2 separate regions of the Homo sapiens genome follow, and region 1 is linked to region 2. A link is an interaction called in ENCODE POLR2A ChIA-PET data of the cell type or tissue named here. Cell type or tissue: GM12878. All regions are shown on one strand. Links, peaks and the distances in the headings refer to the core of each region. The heading gives the core; the rest is flanking DNA. Region 1 overlaps CAMK1D (calcium/calmodulin dependent protein kinase ID). Region 2 overlaps CAMK1D (calcium/calmodulin dependent protein kinase ID).

What was found. ChIA-PET counts read pairs that join two places held together with the same protein. Peaks named below come from ENCODE experiments on the same cell type or tissue, not always from the same donor. Only the 100,000 strongest peaks of a DNase experiment are listed, where the experiment ranks them.
Region 1: POLR2A ChIA-PET joins it to region 2 with 5 read pairs; 4 of 35 experiments call an interaction of 5 or more read pairs at or near these places.

The regions. Positions count from the first base shown.
Region 1 is chr10:12,461,397-12,471,313 of GRCh38, forward strand. The region is part of intron 1 of CAMK1D (calcium/calmodulin dependent protein kinase ID); the gene reads left to right. Among named protein-coding and RNA genes, the nearest start is that of MIR4480, 110 kb to the right of the region's middle. In GM12878, for the core only: no CTCF peak of the experiment used is centred there; no DNase peak of the experiment used is centred there; H3K4me3 peaks cover 537 bases; H3K27ac peaks cover 1,541 bases.
Region 2 is chr10:12,354,984-12,364,529 of GRCh38, forward strand. The region is part of intron 1 of CAMK1D (calcium/calmodulin dependent protein kinase ID); the gene reads left to right. Among named protein-coding and RNA genes, the nearest start is that of CAMK1D, 10 kb to the left of the region's middle. RefSeq lists a silencer at 1,574-1,623. In GM12878, for the core only: no CTCF peak of the experiment used is centred there; no DNase peak of the experiment used is centred there; H3K4me3 peaks cover 1,376 bases; H3K27ac peaks cover 882 bases.

The sequences.
Region 1 (9,917 bases), core at 1,120-9,119, 110 kb after region 2:
AGAGATGCTTTTGGCCGGGCGCAGTGGCTCACGCCTGTAATCCCAGCACCTTGGGAAGCCGAGGTGGGCGGGTCGCGAGGTTAAGAGATCGAGACTATCTTGGACAACATGGTGAAACCCCGTCCCTACTAAAAATACAAAAATTAGCTGGGTGTGGTGGCGTGCACCTGTAGTCCCAGCTACTCCGGAGGCTGAGGCAGGAGAATTGCTTGAACCTGGGAGGTGGAGGTTGCAGTGAGCTGAGATCATGCTATTGCAATCCAGCCTGGTGACAGAGCGAGGCTTCATCTCAAAAAAAAAAAAAAAAAAAAGAAGCTTTCAAAGTAAGAATACCCAAAAGTAACCCAACAGTGGTGGAAATATTTCACAGTTATTTTTAGGTGTTCTTCTATGATGGTAGCCAAGGTATCTCTTAGAGTAGATGCCTTGAGTGGAGACCGTATTGTTTTGCCACGTATCTTTGGAGGAGGAAGTTTGTTGCTCATCACAGAAACCAAACACTGTTTTTCTTGGGAACTGTTCCCTGTTCTCTGAAACAATGAACACGCTTCTCTCGGATCCACTTCACCAGAATATTCCCACCCAGCGCTTCTTACGTCTTATATACCAAGACCCCTAACTCCCTTGCGACTCAGCGAAAGAATGAGTGCGTGCTCCTAAGAGTTTGTGTTCTGTCGAAGTCCAAATTCTGTTAATTTTATGAAAATTCACTTATTTTTCATTACTAAATGGATAATTTGAATTTCTGGCCTATGAAGAGTTTTTTTTTTTTTTTTTTTTTTTTTTTAGGCAGAGTCTTCCCCTCTGTTGCCAGGCTGGAGTGCGGTGGCGTGATCTTGGCTCACTGCAACCTTCGCCTCCCAGGTTCAAGCAATTCTCCTGCCTTAGCCTCCCGAGTAACTGGGACTACGGGCACGCGCCACCGTGGCCAGCTAATGTTTGTATTTTTAGTAGAGACAGGGTTTCACCATGTTAGCCAGGATGGTCTCCATCTCTTGACCTTGTGATCCGCCCACCCTGGCCTCCCAAAGTGCTGGGATTATAGGCATGAGCCACTGCGCCTGGCCAAGAATTTTTTTTTTTTTTTTGAATAAATGGTTATAAGCATTGGACCATATTTGTGAAGGTCTCAAGACCATCTAACAGAATTGTTGTAAAATATGACAGTAACAGGAACAACTACAAAAAAGAGAGCTGATATTTGTATATTGCTGTTAGCATGCATTATTAAACATGAGAAGGGTCAGAGTTCAGATGTGACATGCCTAATGGGCTGATATGAGTTGTGGAGCTCTCATTCTCTTTTTTCTTTAGAGATGGGTTCTTGCTCTGTTTCCCAGGCTGGAGTGCAGTGGCACGGTCATAGCCCACTGCAGCCTTGACCTCCTGGGCTCAAGCAATCCTCCCATCTCAGCTCCTGCCCTGAGTAGCTGGGACTACAGGCATGCACCACCATGCCCAGCTTGAGCTCTTATTTCTAACCCGTTAAGGTAATGGAGTCCTCTGCAGTGAAGTGGTGTTAGTGAGAATAGCTTGCAGGGCAGAGCCTAGCAGCATAGACAGAGAGCACTCTATCTGGGCTGGAAGAAAAAATGAGCATATGCCAGAGAATAAACATCTTTTGTCAAAATTCTGTTGGGCAACCAGCAGCTGGCACTCATATCTAGAGTCCAAGACCGATAACAGCAAACTTATTTCCTATTTGGCTTAGAGAATGAAAATAAGCTCTAAGAGTTTTTTTTTTTTTTTTTCCTCCTGAAATGGAATCTTTCTCTGTCGTTCAGGCAGGAGAGAGCAATGGCGTGATCTTGGCTCACTGCAACCTCTGCCTCCCGTGTTCAAGTGATTCTCCTGCTTCAGCTTCTTGAGTAGCTGAGATTAGAGGCGCACACCACCACACCTGGCTAATTTTTGTATTTTTAGTAGAGACGGGGTTTCACCTTGTTGGCCAGGCTGGTTTCGAACTCCTGACCTCAAATGATTCACCCACCTCAGCCTCCCAAAGTGTTGGGATTACAGGTGTGAGCCACTGCACTTGGCCAGCTCTAAGAGTTTTAAAAAATTTATGCATAAATATATCATAGGTTGGTACTAACCAGTATTTTAGTTGTTAGTAAATTTGGTGGTTTGTTTATAATGCAACAACTTATCTTTTTAAGTAAACATGAATTCATAATCTGCCAGCACATCTGTGTCTCTATCAGCCAGTTTTCTCACCTCTGAGATTACCACTCTTTTGTTTTCACTACGATGTTCTCGGTGCTTTTTTCTCACCTCTCGGTGAGTTGAAGGGGCTGATGTGTATCGCCCCCTGATATGGTTAGGCTTTATTTCCCCACCAGGTCTCATCTTGGATTATAATTCCTATAAATCCCCATAATCCGCAGGTGTCAAGGGAGAGACCAGGTGGAGGTAAATGAATCATGGGGTAGGTTTTCCCCATGCTGTTCTCGTGATAGTGAGTTCTCACTAGATCTGATGGTTGTATAAGTGTGTGGTAGTGTCTCCTGCGTTCCTTCTCCTTCCTGCCGCCTTGTGAAGAAGATGCCTTGCTTCCCCTTCTGCCTTGCTTCCTTCCTCTTCCACCATGATTGTAAGTTTCCCGAGGCCTCCCCAGCCATGCTGAACTGTGACTCAGTTAAACCTCTTTCCTTTATAAATCACTCAGACTCAGGCAGTTCTTTATAACAGTATGAAAACGGACTAATACACCCCTGCTTAGATGGGGTCTGAAAACCTGGTTAAAGTATATCTCAAAACAATAAATAAAAGCTCCTGGCTGTTGGTCCCCTCTTTGTCCCGTGGTTGTTGAGTGACTAGGTAAGAAATTAAATGGGACACTCTGCAGATACCTAGCAGAGGCCTCGGCAGGTGGGTCTTCCATCAGTTGGTATTTTTCCTCTCCTTCAGTAGCTCTTTTCCGATTGCCACAGAGCACTCCCAGGTGCAGAGAGTAGTCAGTAAATGAACTGGCCATCTCCAGAGCTTTTGCAGACTCACCTTGAGCAAGGCTGATGCTCTCAGAAGGTGTACCATTTGATCGTGTGGCTTTACCTACCCTCCCCCACCACGTGTACTGTAATTTGAGAGTTTAGTGTTAGTGGCTGATGTCAGACAAGGCAGAAAAGAGTGGTCAAGGCCGGGCGCCGTGGCTCATGCCTGTAATCCCAGTACTTTGGGAGGCCGAGGCAGGCGGATCACGAGGTCAGGAGATTGAGACCATCCTGACTAACACGGTGAAACCCCATCTGTACTAAAAATACAAAAAATTAGCCGGGTGTGGTGGCGGGTACCTGTAGTCCCAGCTACTCAGGAGGCTGAGGCAGGAGAATGGCATGAACCCGGGAGGCGGAGCTTGCATTGAGCCGAGATCTCGCCACTGCACTCCAGCCTGGGTGACAGAGCGAGACTCCATCTTAAAAAAAAAAAAAAAAAGAGTGATCAAATTCATCCCAAATGTATTTTGTTGTATTTCATATTCTTCATATTTGAGCACTTAAGAACCATTCACAAGTCAATTCTCTAAAGCAGAACATCACATTCAACAGCACACACATTCCTGAGACGTTCTGGATATTGGGCAAGGAATAATCAATCCTAAATTCCATTATGCCTTTACAGTGGTCATGTTGAAATCTGATGAGAATGGTGGGTGAGAGCTTGGGTTTGTCCGTCACCCATAAAGCACGCAGTTTGTGCATTTCAGTTATGTGCAGAGGTTTAATGGTAGATTTCTAATTGAAGGATAAGATAGTGGGGCAGCATTTCTTTACCAACTCTGATAAGCGAAAATAAAAGTCCTGTTCATCTGGGTGTTTCTGTCTCAGCCATTAATTATAGATAATCCCCAATTACCCCTGAATTCAGAGAGTTTTGCATATAATTAAAATTCTCTGATAATTCAAAAATTCTACTTTGGTTGTTAATTCTTATTTCTATTGAGCCAATCTTTTATTTTTATTTTATTTTATTTGTTGAGATGGAGTCTCACTCTTTCACCCAGGCTGGAGTGCAGTGGTGTGATCTCGGCTCACTGCAAGCTCTGCCTGCCAGGTTCAAACGATTTTCCTGCCTCAGCCTTCCGAGTAGCTCGGATTACAGGCGCCCACCACCACGCCTATCTAATTTTTGTATTTTTAGTAGAGATGGCGTTTCACCATGTTGGCCAGGCTGGTTTTGAACTCCTGACCTCAAGTGATCCACCCACCTTGGCCTCCCACAGTGCTGGGATTACAGGTGTGAGCCCCTGTGCCCAGCTGAGCCAATCTTATTTTTAACAAGCATCAAAGAGGTAATGTTTTGAGCAACCACCTCGTATTTTATCCAGGTTGTTGCATTTAATCACCCCTTTGGTGCTGCAGTGTGGTATTACTCCACATTACAGATGAAGAGACAGAGGTTCTGGGAGGCTAAATGCAAAGTCATCTCTTGAGTCATGAGCTGGACTGCTACTTCACCTAACTTGAGACCCATACTCTCTCTTTCTCTTTAGATTGCTGCCTGCCCACTGCTAGAAGCAGATAGGAAGAGGCCAGAAAAAGACTGAAATGATCATAAATCATCAATTTCTGAGTAACCAGGAATTGACAAATATTTGAGAGAGTTAGCCTCAGTTTCTTCATTTAAAAAATGAGGTTATGGCTGGATGCTGTGGCTGATGCTTATAATCCCAGCTGCTTGGGAGGTTGAGGAAGGAAGATCTCTTTAGGCCAGGAGTTCGAGACTAGCCTGGGCAACATAGTGAGACACCGTCTCGAAAAAAAATTTTAGGGAGACCAAGGCGGGCAGATCACGAGGTCAGGAGATCGAGCCCATCCTGGCTAACACGGTGAAACCCCATCTCTACTAAAAATACAAAAAAATTAGCTGGATGTGGTGGTGAGCACTTGTATTCCCAGCTGCTTGGGAGGCTGAGGCAGGAGAATGGTGTGAACCTGGGAGGCATAGCTTGCAGTGAGCCGAGATCGCACCACTGCACTCCAGCCTGGGCGACAGAGCGAGATTCTGTCTCAAAACAAACAAACAAAAATTTTTAAAATTTAGCTGGGAGTGGTGGCACATACCTGTAGTCCTAGCTACTTGAGAGGCTAAGGCAGGAGAATTGCTTGAGACCAGGAATTGGAGGCTGCAGTGAACTATGATCACACCACTACACTCCAGCCTGGGAGACAGGGCAAGACCCTGTCTCTGAATTTCTTTTTTTTTTTTTTTTTAGAAGTCAATAGGTTTTCCTAGGGGGAGGTGTTATTTGTAAGTAACAGATGAGATAATGCATTAAAAATACTTTGGTAAGTGCCATCAGCAATAAATATGCCAAGGAAGATGGTCCCCCTCTCAAGCCTCTGACCTTAGGAAGGATCTGTGCCTGGGAAATGTGTCTTGGGAACGTTTTTTATGGGAAGGTCGTGGCGGCAGCTACACAGGGCTTCTTACACGAGCTGAGAGCGACATCTGGTCCAGACAGATGACAGGTGCAAAATGAAGCAGGATGTTTCAGGGATTGTCGTAGCTGGGGCACATTTGCTTGTTTAAAATCTCTGGAACTTCCTGGCCAAAAGGCTTATAGGGTTTTGATGACTCATTTTGAAGCAAAGCAAGCACCCCAGGATGTTGCCCTCGAACTCAGGTTGAAATTTCACCTCTCTTGGCTGCCTGAGAAACTTGTTGTCAGTACGTGGCCCGCAGAAGGAATGGGTAGATGCTGCCATGTGGAACGTGTAATAAATATTGTGACTCGGCAAAGGGGTGTCCACTCTCATGTTTTCTTTTTTATTGACATGGAGTCTCACTCTGTCACGCTGGCTGGAGTGCAGTGGCGCGATCTCAGTTCACTGCAACCTCTGCCTCCCGGGTTCAAGCGATTGTCCTGCCTCAGCCCCCCGATTAGCTGGGATTACAGGTAGCTGCCACAATGCCTGGCTAATTCTTGTAATTTTAGTAGAGATGGGGTTTTGCCATTTTGTCCAGGCTGGTCTTGAACCGCTGGCCTCAAGTGATCCACCTACCTCAGTCTCCCAAAGTACTGGGATTATAAGCATGAGCCACTGCGCCCAGTCACTCTCATGTTTTCCTGACAGCTGCGACCAGGGTAACTTATGAATTGTGACTTGAGCCATGTCCCAACCTAAAGAGAGCAGTTACTTAATGCATTTTCAAATGCACTGAATGTCAAAATATTTTCACCTCTGATTAAAAAAATGAAATTGTCAGTTATGCCAGGTCTACCTAGAATAGATGACTTTTCTCTCATCAACACTCATTTTATGAGAGCGTTAGCAGAGATACACTTCATAATGCTTGGCATAGCCCATTGTAGGGATGGCATATGTATTTGTTGAATAAATGGGCTGCAGAAGCACCTGTAAAACCCAGGCTGGGTTTGTGTAATCATTTGTAGGTAGGATTATCTCTTGATTGGTCTTTGTTCACATGAGGTTTACAACATATGTTCTTTAGGTTTTTTAAATGGAATTTTTTATTGACATAATTGTAGATTTGCATGAAGTTGTCAGGAGTAATAGAGATAGCCTGCATACCCTTTATCCAGTTTCACCCAATGGTAAATCTTACAAGTTTACAGTACAATATCATAACCAGGATATTGAAATTGATATAGTTCATGTCATTCATACAAGCTACCGATTTTATGCAAATACGCTTTTTAATTTTTATGTTTTGAGACAGGGTCTCACTCTGTCACTCAGGCTAGAGGGCAGTGGTGCCATCATGGCGCACTGCAGCCTTGACCTCCTGGGCTCAAGTGATCCTCCCGCCTCAGCTTCCCGAGTAGCTGGGACTACAGGTGCTTAACACTACATCCAGCTATTTTTTTTATATTTTCTGTAAAGACGGGTCTTCATTCTGTTGCCCAGGCTGGCTCATCTCAAACGCCTGGGCTCAAGCAATCTGCGTGCCTTACCTTCCCAAAGTTCTGGCATTACAGCCATGAGCCACTGAGCCCGGCCTCAAATATGGTTTTTAAAAGCAATTTTAAAGTGGTGAAGTATGATTGGAGAAAATAAAAGCCATGTTGTGGGCCACAGGGGCGGAGGTGGAACTAGAACTTTCTGGGCATTTGTTGGGATGCTGCTGGTTCCCAGGTGCAGAGGAGAGGTGAGTTTGGAATGATTGGGGGTGTCCCTAGTAGGGGAGGAAAGGTTGTCCTGGAGTGGCATGGCATGGACAGTAGTAAAAAGACTCCTTCACAGCCCCACACAGGAGCACTGCCTGTGTTCTCTGGGGAGGGGCCAGCCCTCTGGTGGGGGCCCTTTGTGCCTATAACCCCCCATGACCCTGCCCTCCAGCCCATGTGATGGGCGGACGTGGAGTAGTTTAGGCTTGTCAGGGGCTCTTAAGTCTGATCTGCACCCAAATCCCTGACCACACCTTCCCCCTTCGGAACTAGAATTTCCAGAAGGTTTGAGAAGAATTAGCCTCTGTCTTTGTCATCCTTTCCTTTCATGGGGTTGTTTTTCTTATTGGATTCAGGCAAGCAAATAATTAGGTCTTGGAGGGCTGGGGGTGCTTCTTTTTATTCATTATTTAGCAGCCTCTTTCTGGTCCCAAATCTCATCTGCCCTCAGCAGTCTACATAGCGTCCTGCCCGGGCAAGGTGGGGGATTCACATGGATGGAAATCAAGTGAACGGCTCCACAGGGAGAGATTCTGAGGGGATGGAGACCTGTAGCTCCCCGGATAAAGAGGAAATGGGGTGAGGAGAGGAGGGGGGCGGTGCTGTGTAGGGCAAGGAGCCTGTTGTATTCTGGGACCCTTGAAGTCCATGCCTGCTGAGCTTAAAGGGTCTCCTCTGAATGGGAACATGGCCTTGTTTCTATTTAGGGAGAGAAAAGCCACCCAGCATTTCTATAGTCTTGAATTAGACCCAGCATTCTAGGTTAGAAGGTAGAGGTTCCCCCGCCCCCCTCCCCTTTTCATATAGAATTAGAAAATATCTGGATTTCAGCCCATACAAGGTGCTCATGCAATTAACCCTTTCTTCCAAGCGAGGCCTTCCCTGAGAGGTGTGCAGATGGCAATATATTTACGGCTTCCACTGGGGCATAACCAAGAAAGGGGACATCTGCATCGTATTCTCTTTCTAGGTTTGCCGTGCTCTGCTACAGTCATGGCAAATAAACAACCCACCTTCCCCAGGAATGACTAATTCATAAACACATAACTACACAACTACAGCTTATGATGTGGAAACCTGGATAGCTTATTTCCGGGAAAAGCTAATATCATAAAAAGCTTTTGTAAATGTGTTTATTAGTATATTATTTCATAAGCTTTTAAGAATCCAATTTTAAAATGTGCACCTTCTGGAGAAAACAATGTTATATTTTACTTGGAGAACACTTTAGTGGAAATGACCCTTTCAAAGGATTTGGTAAATGCATGTGTTAGATTCATCTTTTCAGTCATTGTATATAATCAGTTCTTTCAGAACCTTTTTTCTTCCTGGCTGATTGTTTTTTTTCCTGTTGTCACTTTTTTGGTGTGTTAGGGTACCATTCTTCTTAAGTATCGAACACTTTATCAGGGCATATTCTGATAGTTATATAAATGGGAGAATACCAGACAGAAGGATAGTGAATATTTGCTTGATTGCTTTAGATTTTTCTTTGGACTTGAAGATATGTCTAAATGATTTCAAATGTTCATTTGTTAATAAACAACCAGATTGTTAGGTTTTTCAGATTGTCTCAAAAATGTCCATGATTATATAAATATAGCTAGCCTTGAGGTCTGCATTTACCTCCTGGATTTCATAACAATTCTCTATAATGCTTTTGAAAACTTTGGCTTTCTATATGGTATATTTAGGGCAGCTTTTTTAAATTTAGGAAAGTGTGCCATGCCATTCCTTTGTATGATATATAAAGACTTGACCAGGAGTATAAAAATCAACTCTAATCCCACCACTCAGAAATAACCACTGTGAGATTTTTTATGTATTTTCCAGACCTTTTCTGTGCATAGTCAACACAATTGCTTTTGTATTGTGTGTTGTTTCTTCCCTTTTCCACAGAGTGACATATCTTGGGCATTTACCCATATTGTAAATTTTTCACTAAAATCCCTAAAATACTGTGTATGCTTCTTCTTCTTCTTTTTCTTCTTCTTTTTTTTTTCTTCCAACATGGAGTCTCGCTCTGTCGCCCAGGTGGAGTGCGGTGGCGCGATCTCTTCTCACTGCAACCTCTGCCTCCTGGGTTCAAGCGAGTCTGCTGCCTCAGCCTCCCGAGTGGCTGGAATTACTGGTGCCTGCCACAACACCCGGCTAATTTTTGTGTTTTTGGTAGAGATAGGGTTTCACCATGTTGGCCAGGCTGGTCTTGAACTCCTGGCCTCAAGGGATACACCCACCTCCGGCTCCCAAAGTGCTGAGATTACAGGCGTGAGCCACCTTGCCCGGTCGTGTGTGGTTTTTGAATCCCAAGAAACCATGGCTTGAGGTGTGCTTATGGCCCAGTGTACTGCCACCACCTCTGTACTAAACCAAGCCACCTTGTGTGTGTGTACGTGCGTGCGTGCGTGTGTGCGTGGTGGGGCTGTGCTCCAGGAGCCCTGGTTGATTTGCCTTCTTTTTGTTAGAGCCGCTTTATGACTTCCCCTCTTTCTTTTTTGCTCCTTTTCCTCCTTCCTCCCTTTGTGTCTTTTTCCCACATTATTTTCCTCCATGCTTTTTTCTAGTTCTACTTTCTTGTGTGCCTGTATCTGTATCGATCTGAAGCTTGAGGCTGAGTGGCCACTACTGGTGACTGATTCCCCCACCCCAGCGCACATGTTCACTGCAGGCTGCAGGAAACAGGCTTTGTCCCACTTTCAAAGTGGGAATCAGCCCTGCTCTGGATCAGCCCCTGGTCTGGATCAATGTGTCTGGGTCCATGTGGGAGTGGCTTCCTCTATGGTTC
Region 2 (9,546 bases), core at 1-8,000:
GGTGTGCACCACCATGCCTGGCTAACTTTTTTATTTTTTTGTAGAGACAGAGTTTTGCTGTGTTGCCCAGGCTGGTCTCAAACTCCTGGCCTCAAGTGATCCTCCTACTTTGGGCTCCCAAAGTGCTGGGATGACAGGCACGGGCCACTGCACTTAGCTCTGGAGGGACATTTTTGTGACTGTACTAGTAGCACAATAAGAGCTCAGGACCAGCACCCTGATCTCACTTTGTGTCAATAGCAGTGTGTCTCCTTTTTCATTAAATGAGTGCCTGCTGGATGCTGCTTTAGGAAGACTATAAATAGAAACTTCCGTGGGTCAAGCACCGTCTTTTCCCACTCATCTCACACTATGCTACTTATTCTGAAATTGCCCAATAAATACACCTATTAAGGACACAGATGATTGGTTTGTCTGAAAGTCCAGATGGAAAACAGACTCAACTTTTCTTTTTTGGTGTATATGTGTTTGTGTGTGCGTGTGTGTGTGTGTGCGCGCGCGTGCGTGTGTATGTGTGTGTGGTGGGGGAGAGAATGCACAAACACTCGAGGTGGTTTGTATATTTGACTGGTGAATTTCATAGTTGTTTTTCTGGGGTTACTTAGAATTTGAGAGTCCGTGAGAAGCATTAGGAAGAACATTACTGAGAAAAAAGGAGGGGTGGGAAGCCCCTAGACTTCTCCCCGAGGGTATCCCCGCTGCAGTCTTCTTTAGATGTTTGGATTCCCCAGTCCTCTTGTTTTGAGGCGTGATATAAATTCAGCCTCTCATACATTTAAAAATATCGGTTGAACACCTGCTATATTCTAGGCACCGAGGAGACGGCAGTGAGCAGACGAGAATGCCTGCTCTCCTGGAGCCACAGAAAATACAAGGGGCAAAGAAGGGAAAGGAACAGCACGTTAGAAGCTGCAGGTTAGGCAGGAACCAAGAGCCAAAGGGGATGTGTGGGGTGGGGTGATGGCAGCTTGAGGTGACGCTTGAATGCAGACCTGGAAAGAGCCATGGGGCTGTCTGAACGTAGACTCTTCCGGTCAAAGGCGGCCACAAGGGCAAGTGCCTGATGTGGGAGCCTGCCTGGGATTTTGCAGTGAGCCGAGATTGCACCACTGCACTCCAGCCTGGGCGACAGAGTGAGACTCCGTCTCAAAAAGAAAAAAAAAAAAATCTGCCCGCCCCCACCTCCCAAAGTGCTGGGATTACAGGCGTGAGCCACCTCACCTGGCCGAATTCCGGATGTGTTTTAAAGGTGGAGCTGGTAGGAATTGCTGGTGGACTGGATGTGGGGTGTGAGATTCCCCAAGGACCTGGGCTTGGACGAACAGTTCATTTGGTGGTTTTGTTCAGTTTCCCCAGGAATTCTCGGAGCACCTGCTCTGTCTACACATTATGGGTGCCCGTGTGCTGGGAGGCTCTGGAAACGGGCAAGCACACAGCCTTGGGCTTCTGGGCTCCCCTGGGGAGGGATTTCTGAATTTGAAGGTGAAATTCTCAGAGGGACTTTGAGGTACCTCCTCTTTTGAGGTCAGGAGTTCGAGAGCAGCCTGGCCAACGTGGTGAAACCTCGTCTCTACTAAAAATACAGAAAATTAGCTGGGTGTGGTGCTGTGCACCTGTAGTCCCAGCTACTCCGGAGGCCGAGGCAGGAGAATCGCTTGAATGCTGGAGGTGGAGATTGCAGTGAGCTGAGATTGTGCCACTGCACTCCAGCCTGGGTGACACAGTGAGACTCCATTTCAAAAAAAAAAAAAAAAAAAAAAGAAAAGGTGAAGATAACAAACTTCAGTGTCCTTATTGATTAGTAAAATGAGATTTGGGAAGTGGGAGTTTGGGTAGAGCTTGTTCCCAGAGAAGCTAATGATGACTGTGTCTCAAGTACAAATTTCTGGTTCGAACTTGGCCACTGAATGGACAGTAATTAGGTTTGCTGGTGCCAGGTGGAGATTTGTGTGCTCTCAGGGGAGGATTTCAAGGGTTAACTTGTTGAGTTTTCCTTTGGCTGGGTCTCTGTAAATCTCTTTAATCTTTCCTTTCCCCAAATAAATCTCCTTAAATCCCCTTCAATCTCTCTCCTCCTGCTTCTCCTCCTCTCTCCTCTGGGAGGGCTTAGGCATGGGTCCAGCGGAGATTTGTCACATTACTGGTCAACTTGCCCACCGGGGATATGTTTTCTTTTTTTACTTTTTAAGTTTTTATTTTATTTTCTGAGACAGAGTCTTGCTCTGTCGCCCAGGCTGGAGCGCAGTGGTCCAGTCTCGGCTCACTGCAACCTCTGCCACCCGAGTTCAAGCGATTCTCCTGCCTCAGCCTCCTGAGTAGCTGGGATTACAGGTGTTTGCTTTTTTTTTTTGAGACGGAGTCTCACTCTGTCACCCAGCCTGGAGTGCAGTGGCGTGATCTTGGCTCACTGCAACCTCCGCCTCCCGGGTTCAAGTGATTCTCCTGCCTCAGCCTCCCGAGTAGGTAGGACTACAGGCGCGTACTACCACGCCCAGCTAATTTTTGTATTTTTGGTAGAGATTATGTTTCAACGTGTTGCCCAGGCTGGTCTAAAACTTCTGACGCCAAGTGATCTGCTCACCTCAGCCTCACAAAGTGGTGGGATTACAGGCATGAGCCACTGCACTCGGCCATTATGTTTCTTTAATTAATGAAGGAACTGCTTATAGGCAGCCACCATGAAGCTGGTGCCCGAGTCAGCGGACCCACGTTATTTTCCTGATGCAAGATGGTCAATTCCGTGCTTATTTAGTGCAGGAGGACACGTGGACTCCGGGAAAGATTCCAGCCTGATCTCGGTTCACGTTGGCTATGCCCCTTTGACTTTCTGTGGTGAGGGAGATTTCTTTTTCTCCGGGGTAGTTTTTTATTAGATCTCACTTGATTTTCTTTTCTTTTCTTTTTTTTTGGTTTATTATGCAGTGTATTGATTATTCAGGCTCCAGTTAGATCAAAGGTCACCTCCAAATACATGCCGTAGGTCAAGTTCATTCCGCCACAGACCAAGTTCATTTTATATCTTCAGCTATCTGTTCTCTGTGTCTTGTGCTGTTTTTCCAAATCTTTCAGCAGGACTTAGAAATGGAGAGATTCCAGCCTGGAGTGCTGGCTCACAACTGTAATCCCAGCACTTTGGGAGAATGAGGCAGAAGGATCACTTGAGGCTGGGAGGTTGAGGCTGCAGTGAGCTATGATGGTACCACTACACCCCAGCCTGGGTGACAGAGAGAGACCGTGTCCCCATAGAGAAAGAAAAGAAAAAAGAAATGAGGGACCCAGTACAGTGGCTCATGCCTGTAATCATAGCACTTTGGGAGGCTGAGGCGAGTGGATCACCTGAGGTCAGGAGTTCAACACCTGGCCAACATGGTAAAACCCCGTCTCTACTAAAAACACCAAAATTAGCCGGCATGGTGTTGCATGCCTGTAATCCCAGCTACTCGGGAGGCTGAGGCGTGAGAAACGCTTGAGCCTGGGAGGCGAAGGTTGCAGTGGGCCGAGATTGTGCCACTCCACTCCAGCTTGGGCGACAGAGTGAGACTCTGTCTCAAAAAATAAAAGAAAAAAGAAATGGGGGATTCTGTCTCCTGGTGAACACTGAACCTTGAGAGCAAGCCTTTGATAGGGTATATTTGCTGAGGCCGGGTAAAGGAGGCAACGTAACATAACAGAAAGATCGTTCTGGTGCAGGCATTCATAGCTGAATGCCTCTGGATAGATTCCTTAATCTCTCTGAGTTTAAGAGGGAGATAGGAGTTGCTGCCTTGTGGGATTGTTGTAAGGATTCAGTGACATATGTGAGGTACCTGGCACATAACTGGGATTGAATATACAGTAACTGTCATCAAGCTGTAGTTACCTCCAGCAGCTGAGGTTGGCTTCCCTTGGACATTTGGGGCAGGTTCCATTGGGGAAGAACACGTCAGTATCTGTTGGAAATTGATTTTTTGGAAGCTCTTGTTGCAAATAGGCAGGATGGTGCATATTTAACCTCCCCCAAAATTTATGGTTTCAGCAATCATAAACAATTCTTCAGTCAGCCAGAGAAGAACAATCCACAGTTGTTCTTCCTGGTACAGTGAGTAGCTAAGAACATAGGCTCGGAGGTTACACGGATATGGGTGGAAATCCTGGGTCCACAGCTTCCTAGCTGTATGGCTTTGGGCCAATTATTTTACCATTCTGAGCCTCATGTCCTCATCTGTAAAACAGGATGACACTTGGACCTAATGTGAGGCTTGTGGTGAAGATGAAATGAGGGTGCACGGGAACCACTGAGAGCCGTGTGTGGCACGTGGGTGTGTGTGCAGTCAATGCCCGCTCTCTATCATTTATCCCTGCCCCTCAGAGGCCATTTCCACAGATTTGGAAGGCCCGCTGAGCCATTCAACATTTGCTCCCAACAGGGGTGATTAGTTCATGTAATGCTAGCATTAAGCAAAAGACTCTGCCTGAAACGTCCTCTGGCCCAGCTCCGGTGCTGGAGTGACCTAGTTAGCTGTGTGTCCCAGGCTCAGCCCTCCCCCTGGGTAGCTTCTCGGTTTTTTTTTTTTTCTCTGCACCTCTCCCTGCACCCTTAGCTGGTTTTAAAAAAATCTGTCCCTCTCTCCATCAGCCTGGGCAAGAGTGGCTTCTCACTGCATGGAGGTCTGCAGGCAGCCTGTGGCTTTTCTTTGATTCAACATGCTTTTCTTTTTGGAAAATTCCTTGTCTTTCTGCTTTGTTTCTTATTGAAACTCATGTTTTGATTTGATGACTCAAGGAACTTACTTACAGTGTCTAACCATCATGAAGTTTTGTAGTTTAAAACCTATAGGTACTGAATTTATTTTAATGCTAGAGTATTTAAAAATGGCAGCATGCATATGTATATACCCCATAAGCATATGTAACCATTTATTTAAAATACCCTTTTGGGGGATTTTTGCATGGGAGTTGGGAGAAGATCTCAAAAACTTTAAATGTCCCAGGTCACAGGATGTTAGTGTTAACACTTGGGGAGCTAATTTCCAAATCAGCCATGATTTCTCCTCTTGACCTGTCCATTTTAGTCCCTGTGGAAGCCAGACAATGTCCGGGATCTTGATTTACTGGTGCCTCTATCACAGGCTGAGCAGAGGAAGAAAAAGCTCCTCCAGCTGAAAGTAGTCAGTATTTCTAGTTGTTGAGAGGACCTTTCTCTCTCTTTCATGACCACAACACAGATCACTGAAATTGGTTTTACAATAAATTGGATTTGGTGCTGTAAATGGAATCCTAAAGGTATCGTATTAAATAAAACCTCAGACAGTTTCTGATGTTCAAGTGACAGTCTTGCCTGCCTCCCCACACAACCCTGTCCCTTCGTACAAGGCCCAAAGTGTTGTGAAAAAGAAAAACCCTAGACCTTTGTAGCTTTGAAAAATTTGTGGATGGAGAGAAGAGAAGCTGTACCAAGCCAGGAGGTATCGGAGTGACCAGCAGGCCAGCGTCCCCTGCCCCCAAATATCCTCCCATTTATGGGCTAATACTTCCTTAACCTTGAAAGAAGACTGCTTCAAATTTGCCTTAAAACTTGAGAAGATATAAATACCTCAAAATAGGTTGAGAGGCTGCCAGTCATTTACTATGTAAGTGATTTTAAGGAAAGAACTTTTTCTCAATACTTGATTAGCATTTGAATGGCAGGCAGAAGGAGGAAGAAGTAATTTCGTCCCGGGAGGCTCAAATGGGTCGCAAACTGGGGAGTTGAGGGCTGAGTGAGGCAAGGTGGTAATGATGCATTGAGGCTTTGGGGAATAGAACCCGTAAACCAACCTACATCAACTATTGCCAAATTGGGCCCTAAACTGTCCTGGGCTCTGGAAAGGGAGGCTGCTGTGTCGCTGCCTCTCCCATCTTTCTTTCTTTCTCCCGGGCCAGGCCGGGACTGCAGATACTGTCACAGCTCTACCATGGACGCCAGGGCTTCTTTAGGTTGGAATAGTGTCCACGTCACCAGGAAAAATTCCACTTCTGTAAGAAAATATGCCTCAAAACAACAACAACAGCAACAACAAGCTTTCAATGATCTCTTGGAACAGACTTTGCATATAAGTTGGGGACATCCTGTATGTGGCAATAACGTACAAGAATTATGCTCTTTGGATTTTTTGGGTGTGTGTTAGCATGGTCAGTAAAAATGGAGTTTGGGGCCCTAGTCGTGATGGACAAACAATGTTGGCTTTCTTTGGTGCTTTCAGCTTCTTGACAAATGGATATAATAACAAGACTTCCTATTTGACTGTTTTTTTTTTTTTTTTGAGATGGAGTCTTGCTCTGTCACCCAGGCAGGAGTGCAGTGGTGTGATCTTGGCTCACTGCAATCTCTGCCTCCCAGGTTCAAGCTACTCTCGTGCCTCAGCCTCCCGAGTATATGAGATAACAGGCATGCACCACCACACCCAGCTAATTTTTGTACTTTTAGTAGAGACGGGGTTTTACCATGTTGGCCAGGATGGTCTCGATCTCCTGACCTTATGATCTGCCTGCCTTGGCCTCCCAAAGTGCTGGGATTACAGGCATGAGCCACTGTGCCTGGCCCTTTTTTTTTTTTTTTTTTTTTTTTAATTGAGATGGAGTCTCGCTCTGTGGCCCAGGCTGGAGTGCAGTGGCGTAATCTCTGCTCACGGAAACCTCTGCCTCCTGGGTTCAAGTGATTCTCCTGCCTCAGCCTCCCGAGTAGCTGGGATTACAGGCGCCCACCACCACGCCTGGCTAATTTTTGTATTTTTAGTAGAGACGAGGTTTCACCATGTTGGCCAGGCTGGTCTCGATCTCCTGACCTCAAATGACCCACCCGTCTTGGCCTCCCAAAGTGCTCGGATTACAGGTGTGAGCCACCGCTCCTGGCCTATTTGACTGTTTTTTAAAAATTATAGTTAAACGCCTCCTCCAGCCATTGAATATAGCTGGCTGATATTACCTAAGTTTGGGGTTCCGTCTCCTGGCTTTGGAGCCTCCCCTACCCCCCGCCGGTCTGTGTACAGGGAAGCTGCTTCTTTCTTTCTTCCCCCTTCTTTCTTGCCTATTAAACTCTCTGCTCCTTAAAACAAAAGACAAAAAACAAAAAAGTGTGCTTAAAAAATACATAGTATAAAACTTGCCATCGTAACCATTTTGAAGTGTGCAGTTCTGTGGTGTTAAGTACATTACAGCATTGTCCAACCATCGCCACCATCCATCTCCAGAACTCTTTCATCTTCCCACATTGAACCTCCACTCCACCTATGAAACACTAACTCCCTACTCCCTCCTCCCTGACCTTCTGATACACACCGTTCCACCATCTGTCTCAGTGAATTTGGCTACTTTAGGTACCACATAGAAGTAGAATCATGTGATACAGTCATCCCTTGGTATCTGCCGGGGGCTGGTTCCAGAATCAACCTGCCGCGGATAACAAAATTTTAGGATGCTCTAGTGTCTGATATAAAATGGTGTAGTATTTGCATATAAATTTTGCACATCCTCCCATGTACTTTTTGTTTTTTGTTTTTTGTTTTTGTTTGTTTGAGATGGAGTCTCGCCCCGTCCCCCAGGCTGGAGTGCAGTGGCGCCATCTCAGCTCACTGCAAGCTCCGCCTCCCGGGTTCCCGCCATTCTCCTGCCTCAGCCTCCCGAGTAGCTGGGACTACAGGCGCCCGCCATGATGCCTGGCTAATTTTTATTTTTTATTTTTTTTATTTTTAGTAGAGACCCGGTTTCACCGTGTTAGTCAGGATAGTCGCGATCTCCTGACCTCCTGATCTGCCCGCCTCGGCCTCCCAAAGTGCTGGGATTACAGGCGCCTGCCACCACGCTGGGCTGATTTTTTGTATTTTTAGTAGAGACGGGGTTTCACTGTCTTAGCCAGGATGGTCTCAATCTCCTGACCTTGTGATCCACCCGCCTTGGCCTCCCACATTGCTGGGATTACAGGCGTGAGCCACCCCGCCCGGCCTTTTTTTTTTTTTTTGAGATAGGGTCTCACTCTGTCATGGAGGCTAGAGTGCAGTGGTGCGATCTTGGCTCACTGCAGGCTCTTCCTCCCGGGTACAAGCAATTCTCCTGTCTCAGCCTACCAAGTAGCTGTGACTACTGGTGCACGCCAGCACACCCAGCTAATTTTTGTATTTTTAGTGAAGACAGGGTTTCACCATATTGGTCAGGCTGGTCTTGAACTCTTGATCTCACATGATCCGCCCGCCTCGGCCTCCCAAAGTGCTGGGATTACAGGCGTGAACCACCGCACCCGGCCTGTTTTTTTTTTGTTTGTTTTGTTTTGTTTTTGAGACGGATTCTTGCTCTGTTGCCCTGGCTGGAGTGCAGTGGTACAGTCTCGGCCCACTGCTACCTCCTCCTCCCAGGTTCCAGCAATTCTCCTGCCTCAACCTTCCAAGTAGCCGGGATTACAGGTGCCCACCACCATGCCTAGCTAATTTTTGTATTTTTAGTACAGATGGGGTTTCACCACGTTGGCCAGGCTGGTCTCAAACTCCTGACCTCTGGTGATCTGCCCTCTTCGGCCTCCTCTCTCATGTACTTTAAATCATCTCTAGATTACTTGTAATACCCAATACAATGTAAATGTTATGTAAATAGTTGTTACACTGTATTATTTAGAGGATACTGACAAAAAAGGCTATATATGTTCAGTTCAGACACAGTTTTTGTTTCCTAAGGTTTTTTTTTTTTTTTTTTTTTTAAACAGAGTTTTGCTTTGTCACCCAGGCTGGAGTGCAGTGGCACGATCTCCGCTCACTGCAGCCTCCACCTCCCAGGTTCAAGTGATTCCCCTGCCTCAGCCTCCCCAGTAGCTGGGATCACAGGTGTGTGCCACCACACCTGGCTAATTTTTGTTTATTCATTCGTGTGTTAATGGACACAGGTTGCTTCCACCTCTTGGCTGTTGTGAATTGTACTGCTGTGAACATGGGTGTACAATGTCTGAGCCCGTGCCTCCAGTTCTTTTGGGTGTATAGCCAGAAGTGGAATTGCTGGATCAGATGGTCATTCTGTGTTTTATTTTTTCAGGAACCGCCATACTGTTTTCCACAGCTGCTTGGTGTTTTACGGTTTGCAGTGTGGTTTTTGCATCCATGATTCCTTCTGACTCTTAGTGAGTGAGCAGCAATTACTGACCTCATTTAACAGACAAGGACATGAAGGGTCAGAGAAGTTAAATGACTCAGGTGAAGAGGTTGCTAAGAGGCATGTAGAAAGTTAGGAGTCTCTTGACTCCAATGCGCATTCTCTTTTTTTTTTTTTTTTTTTTTTGAGATGGAGTCTCCCTCTGTTGCCCAGGCTGGAGTGCAGTGGCATGATCTCGGCTCACTGCAACCTCCGCCTTCTGGGTTCAAGCAATTCTCCTGCCTCGGCGCCCCTAGTAGCTGGGATTAGAGGCACGCACCACCACACCTGGCTAATTTTTTGTATTTTTAGTAGAGATGGGGTTTCATCATGTTAGCCAGGCTGGTCTTGAACTTCTGACCTCAGGTGATCCGCCCACCTAGGCCTCCCGAAGTACTAGGATTACAGGCCTGAGCC